2 separate regions of the Homo sapiens genome follow, and region 1 is linked to region 2. A link is a contact called in ENCODE Hi-C or POLR2A ChIA-PET data. All regions are on one chromosome and are shown on one strand. The core of a region is the stretch at or near the end of the contact, and the rest is flanking DNA. Distances in the headings are between cores, read along the strand shown. Region 1 holds the start of UQCC4 (ubiquinol-cytochrome c reductase complex assembly factor 4). Region 2 holds the start of AXIN1 (axin 1).

Evidence for each region. A loop is a pair of places that touch in the nucleus more often than their neighbours do. ChIA-PET counts read pairs that join two places held with the same protein, here RNA polymerase II (POLR2A). Pooled maps may share reads with other maps.
Region 1: a pooled map shows a loop between it and region 2 (12-fold over the local background). The contact joins the promoter of UQCC4 here to the promoter of AXIN1 in region 2. A Hi-C loop is called at or near these places in 2 of 50 pooled maps. POLR2A ChIA-PET finds 5 or more read pairs at or near these places in 2 of 52 experiments (B cell and MCF 10A).

What each region holds. Positions count from the first base shown.
Region 1 is chr16:1,419,056-1,423,173 of GRCh38, reverse strand. It overlaps UQCC4 (ubiquinol-cytochrome c reductase complex assembly factor 4), which reads left to right and starts at 2,427. Exons shown (of 2, transcript NM_001272051.2): 1 at 2,427-2,482; 2 at 2,562-3,422. The coding sequence starts at 2,451. The coding sequence ends at 2,928. RefSeq lists enhancers at 1,735-2,137, 1,427-2,280, 2,254-2,413, 2,664-2,713, 2,724-2,793 and 1 more.
Region 2 is chr16:350,256-354,060 of GRCh38, reverse strand. AXIN1 (axin 1) reads left to right here and starts at 1,338. Exons shown (of 11, transcript NM_003502.4): 1 at 1,338-1,692. RefSeq lists silencers at 670-929, 970-1,449, 1,550-1,629, 1,910-1,959, 1,980-2,049 and 1 more.

The DNA of each region.
Region 1 (4,118 bases), core at 1,178-3,677, 1.1 Mb before region 2:
GCTGAGGTGGGTGGATCACTTGATGCCAGGAGTTCGAGGCCAGCCTGGGCAATATGGCGAAACCCCGTCTTTACTAAAAATACAAAAAAATTAGCGGAGTGCAGTGGCTCACCTCCCAGCACGTTGGGAGGCCAAGGTGGGCAGATCACCTGAGGTCAGGAGTTTGAGACCAGCCTGGCCAACATGGGGAAAACCCATCTCTACTAAAAACACAAAAAAATTAGTTGGGTGTGGTGGTGCCCACATGTAATCCCAGCTACTTGGGAGGCTGAGGCCGGAGAATCGCTTGAACCCGGGAGGCAGAAGTTGCAGTGAGCCTAGATCCCACCATTGCACTCCAACCCTGGCGATGAGAATGAAACTCCTCCTCAATAAATAAATAAGTAAATAAATAAAGGCTGGGCGTGGTGGCTCACGCCTATAATCCCAGCACTTTTAGAAGCCAAGGCCGGCGGATCACCTGAGGTCAGGAGTTCGAGACTAGCCTGGCTAACATGGTGAAACCCCGTCTCTACTAAAAATACAAAAATTAGCCAGGCTTGGTGGTGGGCGCCTGTGGTCCCAGCCAGTCAGGAAGCTGAGGTGGGAGAATCACTTGAGCCCGGGAGGCAGAGGTCTAAGTGCCGAATGGGTTCAACTTGCCTGCTGCCTAGAGAGAGCCAATTTATCAAGACAGGGGGAGTGCAATAGAGAAGGAGTAATTCACGCAGAGCTGGCTGTGCGGGACACAGGAGTTCTATTATTACTCAAATCAGTCAGCCGGAGCATTTGGGGATAGGAATTTTTAAAGATAATTTGGAGGGTAGAGGCTTGGGAAGTGGGGAGTGCTGGTTGGTCAGGTTGGAGATGGACTCACGTTCAGACTCTTCTGTTCCTGGCGGGCATGGCAGAACCGGTTGGGCCAGATGACCGGTCTGGGTGGTACCAGCTGATCCATCCAGTGCACGCTCTGCTAAATATTTCAGGCACTGATCTTTGAGCTTAGGTTTTTGTTGTTGTTGTGCTTTTTGAGACAGAGTCTTGCTCCGTCACCCAGGCTGGAGCACAATGGCATGATCTTGGCTCACTGCAACTTCCACCTCCAGGGTACAAGCGATTCTTCTCCTTCAGCTTCCCAAGTAGCTGGAACTACAAGCGAGCGCCACCACCCCAGGCTACTTTTTGTATTTTTAGTAGAGACAGGGTTTCACCATACTGGCCAGGCTGGTCTCAAACTCCTGACCTCGTGATCCACCCGACTTGGCCTCCCAAAGTGCTGGGATTACAGGCGTGAGCCACCACACCCGGCCTGATCTTAGATTTTACAATAGTGATGTTATCCCCAGGAGCAATTTGGGGAGGTTCAGACTCTTTTTTTTTTTCAGACTGAGCCTCGCTCTGTCGCCCAGGCTGGAGTACAGTGGCTCCATCTCGGCTCACTGCAACCTCTGCCTCCCAGGTTCAAGCGATTCTCCTGCCTCAGCCTCCCGAGTAGCTGGGACTACAGGCGCCCGCCACCACGCCCGGCTAATTTTTTGTATTTTTAGTAGAGACAGGGTTTCATCGTATTAGCCAGGATGGTCTCGATCTCCTGACCTCATGATCTGCCCGCCTCGGCCTCCCAAAGTGCTGGGATTACAGGCGTGAGCCACGGCGCCCGGCCAATTTCTAATTTTGCAGCTGATTTATTAGTCCTGCAAAGGCAGACTGGTCTTCAGGCAAGACGGGGGTTTTTTCTGGAAAGGGCTGTTGACTTTGATTCAGAGTGAAACCATGAACTGAAATCCTTCCCAAAGTTAGCTCTGCCCACGCCCAGGAATGAACCAGGACAGCTTAAGGGTGGGAAGCACGACGGAGCCCCTTAGGTCTCATCTCTTCCACTGTCATTTCCTCAGTGATAATTTTTGCAAAGGCGGTTTCAGAGGCCGCAGTGACGTGAGATCGCGCCACTGCACTCCAGCCTGGGCGACAGAGAGAGTCCCTGTCTCACGAAAAGAACTAAACGGAAAAAAAAAAAAAAAAAAAATAGGGCGGTGCCACGGCCTTCGGGGAAGCCGGCAGAGAGGTGCGGGCGCCCAGCCCAGGGCAGGCGGGCAGGGCTGAGGGCGCGGATCCCCAACCAGGCCCCGCGCACCTTCATGACGGTTCAGAACTGCTCCGAGGCAAACTCAGACAACTCTCTGAGGACAACGTCCGCCCCCGCGGCGCCCGCCTCTCTTCGGGGCCAGGGACCGGGGTGTCGGTCCTATTCGAAAGGGACGGAGAACTACATTTCCCGGCATGCCATCGCGCACTCCGGGCCTGCGACGGAAAGAGCTCTTCGCAGCCGAACGTCATTTCCGCTGCGCTACTGGGACCACGTTCTGTAGTCGTGAGCGGAGGCCTGGTATGGCGCCCGGTTTCCGGTTTCCGGCGACGGAAGTGACGCTATCACGGCGCGCCAAGGCGTCAGTCGAGGAGTCAAGGCAGCAATGAATCGTGTCTTGTGTGCCCCGGCGGCCGGGTGAGCTCCTCAAGGTCTCGGAGGGCCGAGGGCAGACACCGGCGGGCGGGCGGAGCGCTTACTGCTCTCTCTCTTCCAGGGCCGTCCGGGCGCTGAGGCTCATAGGCTGGGCTTCCCGAAGCCTTCATCCGTTGCCCGGTTCCCGGGATCGGGCCCACCCTGCCGCCGAGGAAGAGGACGACCCTGACCGCCCCATTGAGTTTTCCTCCAGCAAAGCCAACCCTCACCGCTGGTCGGTGGGCCATACCATGGGAAAGGGACATCAGCGGCCCTGGTGGAAGGTGCTGCCCCTCAGCTGCTTCCTCGTGGCGCTGATCATCTGGTGCTACCTGAGGGAGGAGAGCGAGGCGGACCAGTGGTTGAGACAGGTGTGGGGAGAGGTGCCAGAGCCCAGTGATCGTTCTGAGGAGCCTGAGACTCCAGCTGCCTACAGAGCGAGAACTTGACGGGGTGCCCGCTGGGGCTGGCAGGAAGGGAGCCGACAGCCGCCCTTCGGATTTGATGTCACGTTTGCCCGTGACTGTCCTGGCTATGCGTGCGTCCTCAGCACTGAAGGACTTGGCTGGTGGATGGGGCACTTGGCTATGCTGATTCGCGTGAAGGCGGAGCAGAATCTCAGCAGATCGGAAACTGCTCCTCGCCTGGCTCTTGATGTCCAAGGATTCCATCGGCAAGACTTCTCAGATCCTTGGGGAAGGTTTCAGTTGCACTGTATGCTGTTGGATTTGCCAAGTCTTTGTATAACATAATCATGTTTCCAAAGCACTTCTGGTGACACTTGTCATCCAGTGTTAGTTTGCAGGTAATTTGCTTTCTGAGATAGAATATCTGGCAGAAGTGTGAAACTGTATTGCATGCTGCGGCCTGTGCAAGGAACACTTCCACATGTGAGTTTTACACAACAACAAATGAAAATAAATTTTAATTTTATAATATGGGATTAGATGATTCCCTTTTTTTGCATCTAGTTTTTAAAAAGGGGGTATTTGGGCAGCTATTGTTTTTTATTTTAATCTCTTCTTGTTTACCAGAGCACGTAAGTTAGTTGCACCAGCAGCTATTTTTAAAAGTTTCCTTTTCCGGTCGGGCGCGGTGGCTGACGCCTGTAATCCCAGCACTTTGGGAGGCTGAGGCGGGCGGATCACGAGGTCAGGAGATCGAGACCATCCTGGCCAACACGGTGAAACCCTGTGTCTACTAAAAAATACAAAAAATTAGCCGGGCGTGGTGGCGGGCCCCTGGAGTCCCAGCTACTCCGGAGGCTGAGGCAGGAGAATGGCGTGAACCCTGGAGGCGAAGCTTGCAGTGAGTCGAGATCGCGCCACTGCACTCCAGCCTGCACGACAAAGCGAGACTCCGTCTCAAAAAAAAAAAAAAAGTTTCGTTTTCCTTTTTTTTTTTTTTTCCAGAGTGGGAACTGAGGAAAGAAACCTACATATATATTACCGAATAGTACCAGAAATGAGGAACTTTTGCAGTTTTCTGCAAAACTTTTTAAGCAAGGCAACCATTTTCTGAGTAGAATACAACTAGTGAGTATTTCTTTTCACAAATGATGGGCACTATTTTGGGTTACCTAAGTGATTGTTTTTTGTTTTTTTGTTTTGTTTTGTTTTGTTTTTATTTTTGAGACAGG
Region 2 (3,805 bases), core at 89-2,588:
GGAGGCGGCAGATCCTGGTACTCACATCCTCCTCCTTGGGGAGGGCCTGATGGTTGGCTGAGGCCTGGGTGGAGAGCAGAGGGTTGGTTCTGACAGGGTTGGGCTGGCCAGAGCTGGTGCTGGGGCTGCTGCTGGGGGCCCGTGCCTCTCTGCCGTGGGGTGCCTGGGGCTGTGACCTCATGCTCTGTGGCCTGCAGGGCAAGTGACACGGATCTGGGCAGCCAGGGTGGCAGGATCGGACTGGACCCCTTGGCAGGGCCGCTGTGGAGACAGCCCAGGGGAAGGGGTGCAGGGGTCTGGACACTCCAATGGCCTTGCTCTCGGGCTGGCCTGGGCAGCGGAGGGAAGGAGAACCCTTCTCTGATACTAGATGGTGCCTGGGAGAAATCAAGGCAGAGGGTCCTAGCCGGTGGGCTCTTTGGAGGTTGTGGCTCCTGTCCGGGTGAGAGCCACCATATATTGGGGCCTAACGTGTTCCCTGGCGCTGTGAGTCCAGGCTGCCTTGGGACTCAGGAGGGTGGAGCCCACCCCACCTTCCAAGGGCCCTGGCCATCCCTGCCTGCCGACCACCCCACTCCTGGGAGCCTGCTTCCCTCACGGCGGCGGGCAGGCCGTGGCGGTCCCCACGAGGGCCTCCTCTCCAGGGCCGGCTGGGCAGGGAGCCCCGAGGCCTGCAGCCCCCTGACTGCCCTCCGATGTACTGGCGGCAGAAAAGGGCTGCGCCCCACGTGCGCCCTTCGGGGCGCGCAGTCCGCCCAGTGCTCCCCACGGCCGCGGCCATTCCAAGGACCTGCAACGCCGCCTCTCCCACTCCGCTCTCTGGGAAGCCAAAGCCTCCCGGGCTCCGCTTCCGCACCGCCCCTCGGGAAGACGGCGCGACCGCGCCCCCGGCACGCCCCGCCCCCGGCAGGCACTGACCACGCCCTCTCCCGGCCATGCAGAGACCCCGGCCCATGTTTCTCAACTCGTCTTCTCGCTTCCGGCCCCGCCCCGCGCCGGAGGCCCCGCCCCACGCTCTTTACCTCTTCTGCTCGAGGCGGGCCCCGCCTTACTCCCTGGTCCCCGCCCCACGCCCGAGGCCCCGCCCCGAGCTCTTCACCTCGTCTTCTCGCTTCCGGCCCCGCCCACGCCCCGGCCCCGCCCCGCGCTCCTCACCTGTCCCCTCGCTGTCGGCCCCGCCCCACGCTCCTCACTTTATCCTCGCGCTTTCAGCCCCGCCCCGCGCCTGAAGCCCCGCCCCACACCCTTTACCTCGTCCCCGCGCTGCCGGCCCCGCCCCGTGTTGAGGCCCCGCCCCGCGCTCTCACCTCGTCCCCGCGCCCCGGCCCCGCCCCCGCACTTCCGGACGCCGCCGGCGGGGGCGCTCGGGCCTGGGCTTCGGCGCTCTGGCTCGGGCTCTGGCTCGGGAGGCGATCGTGGCCGCTGCCGCCGCCAGAGCCGGCCGGAGTCGGCCCGGAGCCGCGTCCACGCGGAGCGGGCGGGTGGGAGCTGGCGGCTGGGCCCCTGCGGCGCCCCCGCGGCCTGCCCCGCGTCCGCCTCCGGGCCGCCGAGCCGCAGCCGCCGAGATGGGGGCCGCCCCGGGCCGCGCCCCCGCCGGGTCCCGCCCGCCGCGCTGCCGCTGAGCGCATGGGCCCGGACCGCGCCGCGCCGCTCCGGGAGCCGGGCCCGGGGTCCCGCCACCACCGCGCGCGGGTGAGTAGGGCCGGGCTCCGGGGCGGGCTAGGCCGCGGTAGGCCGGGCGGGCGGGACCCGGAAGCGGCGGGGGGCGCGGGTGGCTGACGCGCGTGGGACCGAGGGGGTGGGCGCGCGGGGAGCTGGGGCCGGGGTGTCCCTGGGCAGCGGGACTGGCGGCGCGGTGGCCGCTTGGAGGTCCGAGGCCTCGGGCGCGTCTCGGGGCACGGAGCAGCTGCAGGGGCCGCGCATCGCGTGCGGGGGCCCGGGAGAGCCGGGCCTGGAGCCCTCCCCGCCGCCCAGAAGTCGGCGGGAGTCCGGCTGTCCCGGAGGAGGACACTCCCGCCCGCCCTCGCCGAGGCCGCGTGCCGGGTCCGGGTCGGGGTTCGGCCTGAGTAGCCGCGTGCTCCGGCGTCCGTACCCTCCAGGTTGATGCCTTGCTGCCCAAACACTGGTCTTTCTCTTGGGTGTGGTTCTTAGATTCTACCCCCGCCCCGCACTTTGGAATTTAGCCCCCGTGAAACCAGAGCTGCACTGCCCGAGCAGTGAAACTTTCAGCTTGGCATTGAAGAAAGTAGAGAAAAACATGTCAGTTCTCTGGGGATTTTTCTCAGCCCATCTATAAGATATATATATATATATTTTTTGTAGAGATGGGGTGTCACTATATTGCCCAGCAGGTGTTGAATTCTTGGCCTCAAGCGATCCACCTGCCTCAGCCTTCCAAGGTGTTGGGACTACAGGGGTGACCACCGTCCTCTAAGATAATTTTTTTTTTTTGAGACGGAGTCTCGCACTGTAGCCCAGGCTGGAGTGCAGTGGCGCTATCTTGGCTCACTGCAACCTCCGCCTCCCGGGTTCAAGCAGTTTTCCTGCCTCAGCCGCCTGAGTAGCTGGGATAACAGGCATGCGCCACCACATCCGGCTAATTTTTGTATTTTTAGTAGAGACAGGGTTTCACCATGTTGACCAGGCTGGCCTGGAACTCCTGACCTCAGGTGATCTGCCCACTTTGGCCTACCAAAGTGTTGGGATTACAGGCGTGAGCCACCGCGCCTGGCCCCTTCTAAGATAATTTATAAAGGGTTCTTATGTGCATGTCAGCCCCTTGTTTTTGCTCACACTTCTGTTCTCTGCTTCTTCAGGAAGAATCTCGAGCTTACTTGGATCCACAGGCCCTATTTTGGAGAAAACACAGTCTAAACCGGCTACCCGAGATACTCAGCAATAGCTCGGTTTCAGTTTTTTTTTTTTTTTGAGACAGAGTTTTGCTCTTGTTGCCCAGGCTGGAGTCCAATGGCGTGATCTCCGCTCACCGCATCCTCCGCCTCCCAGGTTCAAGCGATTCTCCTGCCTCAGCCTTCCCAAGTAGCTGGGATTATAGGCATGCGCCACCAAGCCTGACTAATTTTGTATTTTTAGTAGAGATGGGGTTTCTGTATGTGGGTCAGGATGGTCTTGAACTCCCGACCTCAGGTGATCCGCCCACCTCGGCCTCCCAAAGTGCTGGGATTACAGGCGTGAGCCACCTCACCTGGCTTTGGTTTCAGTTTTAAGATCTCCATTCAGGGACAAGGATGGGAAAGCATGAAAAACAGACTGTTTTTGTTTGATTTTCAGCTGGTGTTGACTTGTCTTGGGTTTCTAGTTTCAGAAAAGCTAAGCAGACTTTTTCGGATTACATTGGTCATTGAGAATTTCAGTGATGGGGGAATAAATTACATGTGAAATAGTAGCCCTGAACCTTCAAGAGTTAAATCAATGGACAGCTGGGAAGATGTCAGAGTCGTGTTGTGTTACTTGCCTCCTCCATGTAAATCAAAATGTCAAAAGTTACGTTTGGGTAAAATAAATACCTACACACGTAGGTAGCATTGAGTTTGCTGCCATGATGCCTGGAGCATATGCCTAAGCGGTGACGAAAGGGAATTTTAAATACAGTATCATACTTGTAGGCATCCCGCCCGTTTTATGGACTCACTTTATTGATGGTAGCTACAGGCTGTGGGCCAGATTCAGTGCTTGCAGGCATTTGATACTGAACTGAGTAAACGTGACTGCTTTATGTGTGGTGTGTACTTGTGTGTACACTAAATGCTTGGTGTGCTTCCCTGTGGGAACCCAGAGATTTCAG